Regions from separate parts of the Homo sapiens genome. Here region 2 is linked to region 1. A link is a contact called in ENCODE Hi-C or POLR2A ChIA-PET data. All regions are on one chromosome and are shown on one strand. Each heading gives the region's core, a stretch centred on a gene start or an enhancer-like site at or near the end of the contact. The rest is flanking DNA. Distances are from core to core; before and after follow the strand shown. Region 1 has its middle 25 kb from the start of MIR4444-1. Region 2 overlaps LOC100130691 (Putative uncharacterized protein FLJ44553).

The links. Hi-C counts contacts between places; a loop is a spot of excess contacts on that map. ChIA-PET counts read pairs that join two places held with the same protein, here RNA polymerase II (POLR2A). Pooled maps may share reads with other maps.
Region 2: a loop to region 1 is called in a map of body of pancreas, with 1.9 times the contacts of the local background. The contact joins two enhancer-like sites. A Hi-C loop is called at or near these places in 1 of 168 maps with a recorded cell type or tissue (body of pancreas) and 6 of 50 pooled maps. POLR2A ChIA-PET finds 5 or more read pairs at or near these places in 6 of 52 experiments (CD4-positive, alpha-beta T cell, GM12878, T-cell and 2 more).

Annotation. Positions count from the first base shown.
Region 1 is chr2:177,185,583-177,189,789 of GRCh38, forward strand. No RefSeq gene overlaps it. Among named protein-coding and RNA genes, the nearest start is that of MIR4444-1, 25 kb to the right of the region's middle. RefSeq lists an enhancer at 1,444-2,643. Within about 2 kb of position 2,174, at least 2 of the 41 ENCODE cell types and tissues checked have a DNase peak (open chromatin) inside an H3K27ac peak, as active enhancers do.
Region 2 is chr2:177,293,776-177,297,982 of GRCh38, forward strand. The region is part of intron 8 of LOC100130691 (Putative uncharacterized protein FLJ44553); the gene reads right to left. Among named protein-coding and RNA genes, the nearest start is that of MIR6512, 18 kb to the right of the region's middle. Within about 2 kb of position 1,869, at least 4 of the 41 ENCODE cell types and tissues checked have a DNase peak (open chromatin) inside an H3K27ac peak, as active enhancers do.

The DNA of each region.
Region 1 (4,207 bases), core at 924-3,423:
GTAGCTGAGACTACAGTTGCCCGCCATCACGCCCGGCCAATTTTTTGTGTTTTTAGTAGAAATGGAATTTCACCGTGTTAGCCAGGATGGTCTCGATCTCCTGACCTCATGATCCGCCTGCCTCAGGTTCCCAAAGCGCTGGGATTACAGGCATGAGTCACTGCACCTGGCCAAGTAAAGCTTTTTATGCTGAATTGGGAGTTCTCAAATAAGCTGTCCTCAAATAAAATTTTAAAAAAGTTTTTTGAGACAGGGTCTCGCTTTGTCATTCAGACTAGAGTGCAGTTAAACAATCTCGGCTCACTGCAGCCTCAACCTCCCTGCCTCAAGCATCCTGAGTGACTGGGACTACAAGCATGCAGGAACAAAACCAGCTAATTTTTGTATTTTTTGTGGAGACAGGGCTTCGCCATGTTGCCCAGGCTTGTCTCAAACTCCTAAACTCACGCATTCTGCCCACCTCGACCTCCCAAAGTGCTGGGATTACAGGTGTGAGCCATCATGCCCAGCCAAAATTAAATTCTCTAATTTTACTCCCAAACTGTATTAGTCTGTTTTCACGCTGCTAATAAGGACATACCCGAGATTGGGCAATTTACAAAAGAAAGAGGTTTAATGGACTTACAGTTCCACGTGGCTGGGGAGGCCTCACAATCATGACGAGAGGTGAAAGGCATGTCTCACATGGCAGCAGATAAGAGAGCTTGTGCAGGGAAGCTTCCCTTTTTAAAACCATCAGATCTCGTGAGACTTATTCACTATCATGAGAACAGCAGGGGAAAAACCTGCCCCCATGATTCAATTACCTCGCACAGGGTCTCTCCCACAAGTGGGAATTCAAGATGAGATTTGGGTGGGGACACAGCCAAACCAAATCACAGACCAACAAAACTTCACAGATTATATACTGGAACATTGTTGCTGTTTTAAGAAAATGATCAGATTGTGGCTGGGAGCCGTGGCTCATGCCTGTAATCCCAGCACTTTGGGAAGCCTAGGCAGGTGGATCACCTGAGGTCAGGTGTTTGAAATCAGCCTGACCAACATGGTGAAACCCCATCTCTACTAAAAATACAAAAAATTAGTGGGGCCTGGTGGCATGTGCCTGTAATCTCAGCTACTTGGGAGGCTGAGGCAGGAGAATCACTTGAAACCAGGAGGCTGAGGTTGCAATGAGCTGAGATTGTGCCACGGCACTGCAGCCTGGGTGACAGAGTAAGACTCTGTCTGAAAAAAAAAAAAAAGAAAGAAAAAGAAAGTGATCAGATTATGAATCTTCTTTATATCATATAGATTAACCTAGGTTCTATAAATGAGATTTAGAGGATCTGCAGCCCTGTGGGATGCCGTTACGAAGAATCCAGAAATAGTGAGTCCATCACAAGTACCATACGCAATTTCATTTCCACATCTTCACTTGGACTTGAAACTCACCAGGAGCACCTTTCTGTTTCCCCTCTACCAATTCAGGTATTATTCATCCTTTAAAACTCCCTTTGAAAGTTTCATCTCCATCATGAAGTCTTCCTAGATACTTGAGACCTTCATTTATTTCCCCATTTCTCTGCAGCACAGCACTTTAATGTAAACCATGCAAGTCATTACTTATATGTGGTCTCCCTCTAATAACTATATTATGAGGACAGGGGACAGAGAAAATGTCATAACCCCTTTTAGTGTTTTCAAGGCTTTGCATATTGCTGCACCTATACTTGATTAATTATGATATACGGGAGAGTCTTAGGAGTCAAAGGGAAAAGAAATGAAATTTATATCCAAGCACTATAGTGCCTCCAAAATAATATTGAAACAATTATTATTATACATGCCACTTGAAGATACTGATTTAAAAATAGGTCTTTATCAGTTATTCCTAAGGCTACTTGAGTTTGTACCTTACAGTCTCAGAATTTTATCTTTCTCAATTCATATAGTGAGCCTTTTTGCCCAGTTTACTAGAAAACAAATTCTGAGGGAGATTGGGTGCTACTGCTTTATTTGTTTAGGGGTAAGCCTGGGAATGTGAGAGTGAGAAAAAGGGAGATGTGGCAGGAAAGGATGGGAAGCAATGCATGGGTAGGCTACATGAAAAAACTGTTAAGGAGAAGGCAGTCAGGCAACGAGGAGGAAGTGGGGTAATTGATCTGTCACACTCCCAGCATCTCCTATTTCTACAGGCCAAAGTTCATCCCGAGTGTGGTTAACACCCAGCTTTCTGCATTGCATCATCCGGATCCCTCAGCAGTCATTTGGGAAGCCAGATACCATGCTCTCTAGTGTGGTGTTTCATCCAAGTCTCAAGTGATGAAAGGAGACAGAAACTCGAAATGCCTGACTGGCATGGCAGCAGCCAAGAAGGGCCAACATCCTGGATAAGCAACTGGTCAGCCCCTCACAGCAAAACCATGCAGGTCCCAAAGTGGTCAGATAGCTGAGCGCATGGCTGAGACAGCAGCTAGTCCTGTGAGGGCAGAGGGAATCTCAGGAAATGTAGACGATGTCTCTGATAAATATATGCCTGTCATAAAGTTTGGAGAACAGAAAGGCCATCTCTCATTTTCTCTGAGGAGAGTGCTTTCCTTGAATTCTCAAAAGCAGTGTGATACGTTAATTATAGTAATCAAATGGAACACCCCAACTTTCATTCTGTGTGCGTATAACAAGAATCTTTGCTCCCTAAAATGGAATTAGATTATAGTATGTCTGAGATAGAGAGACATTCAGTCTGTCCATCTATCTCATATAAGGGTAACAGTTGGAAATAGATTTTCTAAATTCTATGTAAGACACGATATATAAATAACCTATGGTTTAAATAAAAATTTATTCTATGGCAATCATATAAATTTACCAGAAGATTCAAATATGCAGCTTCCACAAGGAAGTAGGCTAGTGGCAAATTGATCCTTACATGAACCCTAAAAAAGAACAACACATTTCAGTTTCTCTATGCAGTGACAACTTTCTATTCTAGGCCTAGCCCCTTGTGGGGCCCACTCCAGTTCCATCCAGGGAAACAGGTAATATTTACAGGACCTGGGGCATAAGTACAAAAGGAAGCCACTGCCTACAGGCTGGCTCCACCTTCTCTTTTGACCTCCTGCTCACCCACACACCAGAAGGGGCCTCTCAAATATTTGTGAGGACACTCCTGCACATCCATCTAAGGGGTGTGCACATAATGGGAGGGGTGCACCTTAGGGAGGACAGATATTGGAAAGGGATACTGAAGGTTCTGATGCATGTTCCACACTGGGCAAAGAATTCGGGAGTCCCAAAAAGCCACAACAATGTCTACAAGGGGATTATCCTAATAAAAATCACAGAATTGCATATCTTGCTGTAGGCAGTTGAGGGCAATGGACTGACTATACTCTGTTTAGGCCTAGAGGCCTTTCCATGAGTTTCTAGGGACATTGTCAATATTGCTTGTTGATTACTGATGACATACTGATGTTTGGAAGTGAGTGGCTGCATATATCTCTTATGAGAGATCAAAGGTTTTGTTTGTTGTAGAGCAATTTTTGTTATTCTATCAGGTAATCTTGCCAAGGAATTGATTATTGACATTCAATAGCTTATACTGCAGTGCTTATTTTGAGCAGAGAAAAGATAAAATCGAATGGTGTAAAGATGTTAGAAATTGGCCAAGCACTGTGACTCATGCCTATAATTCCAGCACTTTGGGAGGCTGAGGCGGGTAGATCATGAGGTCAGGAGTTCGAGACCAGCCTGGCCAAGATGGTGAAACCCTGTCACTAACAAAAATACAAAAATTAGCCAGGCGTGGTGGTGGGCGCCTGTGATCCCAGCTACTTGGGAGGCTGAGGCAGAGAACTGCTTGAACTTGGGAGGTGGAGGTGGCAGTGAGCCGAGATTGCACCACTGTACTCCAGCCTGGGTGACAGAGTGGGACTCTGTCTCAAAAAAAAAAAAAAGATGTTACGAATTGTACAGTGAGAGATAACTAGGTAATCATTATGGCTTCACCTTAAATTGTGTATTGCAAGATACCTGCTTAGCTTTTCTTGTGGAGGGACAGGTAGGATCTGAGGATTTAGCCAATCTCCCAATCTAATTTCTGAGGAGAGCCCTTGGAAATAACGTAATGTATTCTTCTGACATCATGACATGATATCATATATTATTTTGATTACAACTGATGCTGTTTTGCTCTTCAGTCTGATAGATTTATTGTATCTTGTGA
Region 2 (4,207 bases), core at 619-3,118, 110 kb after region 1:
TAGTTATCCTAAACTTGGATCAATTTGAGACCAAAGCCACCTCCACCATTCCTGAGTGTTGAGAATTCCACCCTGTACTCCCTGCCACTCTGACCAGCCCTTAGTCCCTCCTTCTCCCCCTACAACACTCAGCTCTCTTCCCTGCCATCAGGCCTGTTGCAGGCTGAATTTTGTGCCCTCGGTGAAATATGTTGAAGTCCTAGCCCTCAGTACGTCAGAATGTGAGCTTATTGGGGGAAATAGTGTCATTGTAGATGTAACTAATTAAGATGAGGTCATACTAGAGAAGTAGAGTGGGCCCTTAATCCAACAAGACTAATGTCCACGTGAAGAGGGCCATGTGAAGATGCAGAAATATAGTGAGAACATCATGTGAAGATGGAGACAGAGATGTGAGTGATGCATCTACAAGACAAGGAATACCAGCAATTGCCAGCCACCATCAGAAGCTGGCAAAGAGGCATGAAACAGATTCTCCTTTGGAGACCTCAGAAAAAACCAATCCCGCCAATCCCTTAGTCTTGGACTTCTAGCTTCCAGAACTGTGAGAGTATACATTTCTGTTGTTTGAAGCTGCCTGGTGGTACATTTTTATGGCAGCCTAGGAAGGGCTGCAAAAGGCTGGACAGCCATTTCTGAGCCTGGGCTCCATGGGGAGATATTTAGCAAAGGCTTTGACCAGCATGCTGGTTTCATCATCCCTGGCCCATGAGCCAGTCTTGCCATTCCCAACTCTGAATAGGACACCATCTAATTTCCCTGCTCCTGGACCTAGGCTGTCAAGGTAATAGCAAAACTAGATGAATTGATTATGTTGCAAAGTCATTGTCTCCAATCATAACTTGCCCCTTTCTGAGCCTGAGCAATCTTTCATCACATTGAATAAGTATCATAGAGATTCTCAACTAGTGGGGAGAGAAGGGCTCATGGTTTGAAATAAAAACTTTGCCTCATTGCTTTACTTCATTTAAAATTTATTTCGAATTTCTAAAAACATCAGAGGAGGATAGGTAATTTTTCTTTTTTGCAGAGTAGTGTAAAGGTGGATCCATATTCCCCTTTGCTTGAAATTAGCACAAATGTGCATAGGTGGTGGAGTTGTGGTACAAATGAATAAAGCAGCCTGCCTTTCTAACCACCACTATACAAGACACTCTTATGGTTTACTAGATTGGAAGCTCCTGAATGACAAAAACCCTTCTATGTTCCCTCTGTGCATCTTCCCAACTCCCTAATGCCATTCATCGCACTTTAAAGACATTCAGTAAAAAGAGGCACAGACGGCCAGGCGCGGTGGCTCACGTCTGTAATCCTAGCACTTTGGGAGGCCAAGGCGGGCGGATCATGAGGTCAGGAGATCGAGACTATCCTGGCTAACATGGTGAAACCCCGTCTCTACTAAAAATACAAAAAATTAGCCAGGCATGGTGGCGGGCGCCTGCAGTCCCAGCTACTCGGGAGGCCGAGGCAGGAGAATGGCGTGAACCCAGGAGGCGGAGCTTGCAGTGAGCCGAGATTGCGCCACTTCACTCCAGCCTGGGCGATACAGCAAGACTCCGTCTCAAAAAAAAAAAAAAAAAAAAAAAAAAGGCAGACTTGGGCAGAGTTTCCTATTCTCTCAGCAGTAGGTGGATAAATTAGTGAATTAGTGACTATTATATGGTGTTTGATGCAAATACTGCAGTTTAATTTCCTCACTGCTCCCTTTCCCCTCTTTTTCTCTTTTGTCCCTTTTTTGCCCTCATCTTGTAGAGAAGGAAGGGCACAGGGGCCTCTTTCTACACTAAGGAAATCTCAGAGGAGTTATCCCAGGTCCATAGAGACTTCCTGAGTAGCATTCAAGCTGCAGTTCTCTTCAGCTGGCAACTGTTCTACAGTTTGCAACCTCAGGTCATTCCAAAGAACGAACCTCTTGAAATAAACACAGAGGAATGGGGCCTTTTATTATCTCCAGATGGGATTATGCGGACTTGGAAGCTGTTGAAATAATTCTTCTGTGCCTGAATCAAACTTTTGTTATCTTCCAAAAGGAAAGAAAGAGAGGAGTGGTAAATTGTGTTAACTGAAAGCCAACTCGGGTTAAATTCTGCTGATAGGTCCCCTTCCCCCACTAAAACCCAGGTTTTTAAATTTGCTTTTTATTTATTTTTGCATCCCTTTTTCCCTTTTACAATAAGATATTAAGCTGGGTTGGAATGCACACACATACACACAAACACAAAAGGACAAAATTGTAAAACCGTTGTTTTTGTGTTATCCAAGATTTAGATGTTGTTTTTTTAAAACGGGGATGAAATCTGAAAGTGGAAATACATGTTTTTTAGGGTATTACTAGAAAAGAAAGTATGATAAAGCGTGTCTGTAATACTTTTATTTTTACTCTGGTGGTAGTGGCGAGCTGAGAAGTTTCTACATACATGGAGTCCAGTAAACATCTATTGAACAAACACCATCAATATGTACAATTTTGGGCTATATAATTTTAAAATTGATGGTGCCACCTATTGGTGATGACATAAAGTGTAAAATGATCACTTACATAGTAAGTTATTTCATGTTTTCCAATCATGTTACTTATTCCCACAGAGATTCTGTGAGGAGCTGGAAGGCAAGCTTGGTTCATGCAGACATGAGGCACTAATGTTTTCAACTGGGTTGCTCTCCACTGGATGCCTATTAAATGCTCAGCACTTTGGAGTATACCAGAGAAGTAAAGACATGGCCCCTGCCTTCAAGGAGCATTTTATCCAGTTGGTAAGAGACCTACCTACCAATATAACAAAATAATAAATAGCCTTGGGAGGATGAGGCCGGGAGGATCCATTGAGGCCAGGAGTTGAAGGCTGCAGTGCACTATGATCGCGCCCTATGCATAGACACTCCAACCTGGGCAACATAATAAGACCTTGTCTCTATAAAATAAAGAAATAAAACAAAATAATAAATAGCTTGACATTAAAATGTATAATGCTCCTTCTATATATATATGGCTATATTTTATATAGTATATGGTAATCATACTTTCTAAATCCTCAGCGCAGTGTCAGGACTCAGGACATGTTACTCCAAAGTATGGCACCTCACTTGGCTGAGTACTTTACTTATTTATTTACTTATTTTACTTATTTTTTTTTATTTATTGAGAGGGAATCTCACTCTGTCGCCCAGGCTGGAGTGCAATAGTGCGATCTCGGCTCACTGCAACCTCTGCCTCCTGAGTTCAAGCGATTCTCCTGCCTCAGCCTCCCAAGTAGCTGAGATCACAGGTACCCGCCTCCATGCCTGGCTAATTTTTGTGTTTTAGTAGACAGGGTTTCACCATATTGGTCAGGCTGATTTCAAACTCCTGACCTCAAGTGATCTTCCCGCCTCAGCCTCTCAAAGTAGTGAGATTACAGGTGTGAGATACCATGATCGGCCCTTGGCTGAGTACTTTAAACTGAAGGACTCTGGAAGGACCTCGGAATAAAGTGTTCTCTGACCCTCTTCTGCTCTCCTGTCTCTTGTCTCTTTTTCTTCTCTAAAACAAGGATAGAAATCAGAATTCCTCTATGCCAAGACAGGTCCTAGACACTAGGACCACTCTTCTGCAAAGCAAGCCATAAAACCTCTGGGTCATTCTTTCCCTTTTATCCTGGAGACTCTCATTCCAGAGGGGTCCTACCCATACTCAGGAGGAAGGAATGCTACATAAAGAGACCCAGAAGAACCTAAACAGAAAGGCAGGCCTTGCTGGGTTTCCTCCTCAGTCTATTACAGTAAGATCATACTCTCTTGTCCAGTCACATTTCTACATGGCTGTCCATTCTTCATCGAGCCTCAGCATAAAAACACAGTTTTCCTTGCATCTTTGGGTATTCATTTCTTTTTTTTGGGGGAGGGGGGCTATTCATTTCTAAAGGCTCCCATTTCATGTAAAACTTTGGTTAAATAAATTTGTTATGCTTTTCTCTTGTTAATCTGTCTTTTGTTATAGGAGTGTCAACTGTAACGCTTATGATGGATGAAGAAAGGTACTACACCTTTCTGCTCCTATAGCAGGAAAAAGTCTGTTTTGCTCACGACTTACTCTAGGCCTAGTACACCACAGTTCCTGGCACTCAGTAGGCAATTGATAGAATAGTTGAATTAAGTTGGGTCTCATGGTTAGATATATGTGGCTTATAGAATATTTTATTTTATTTTATTTTATTTTATTTTATTTTTT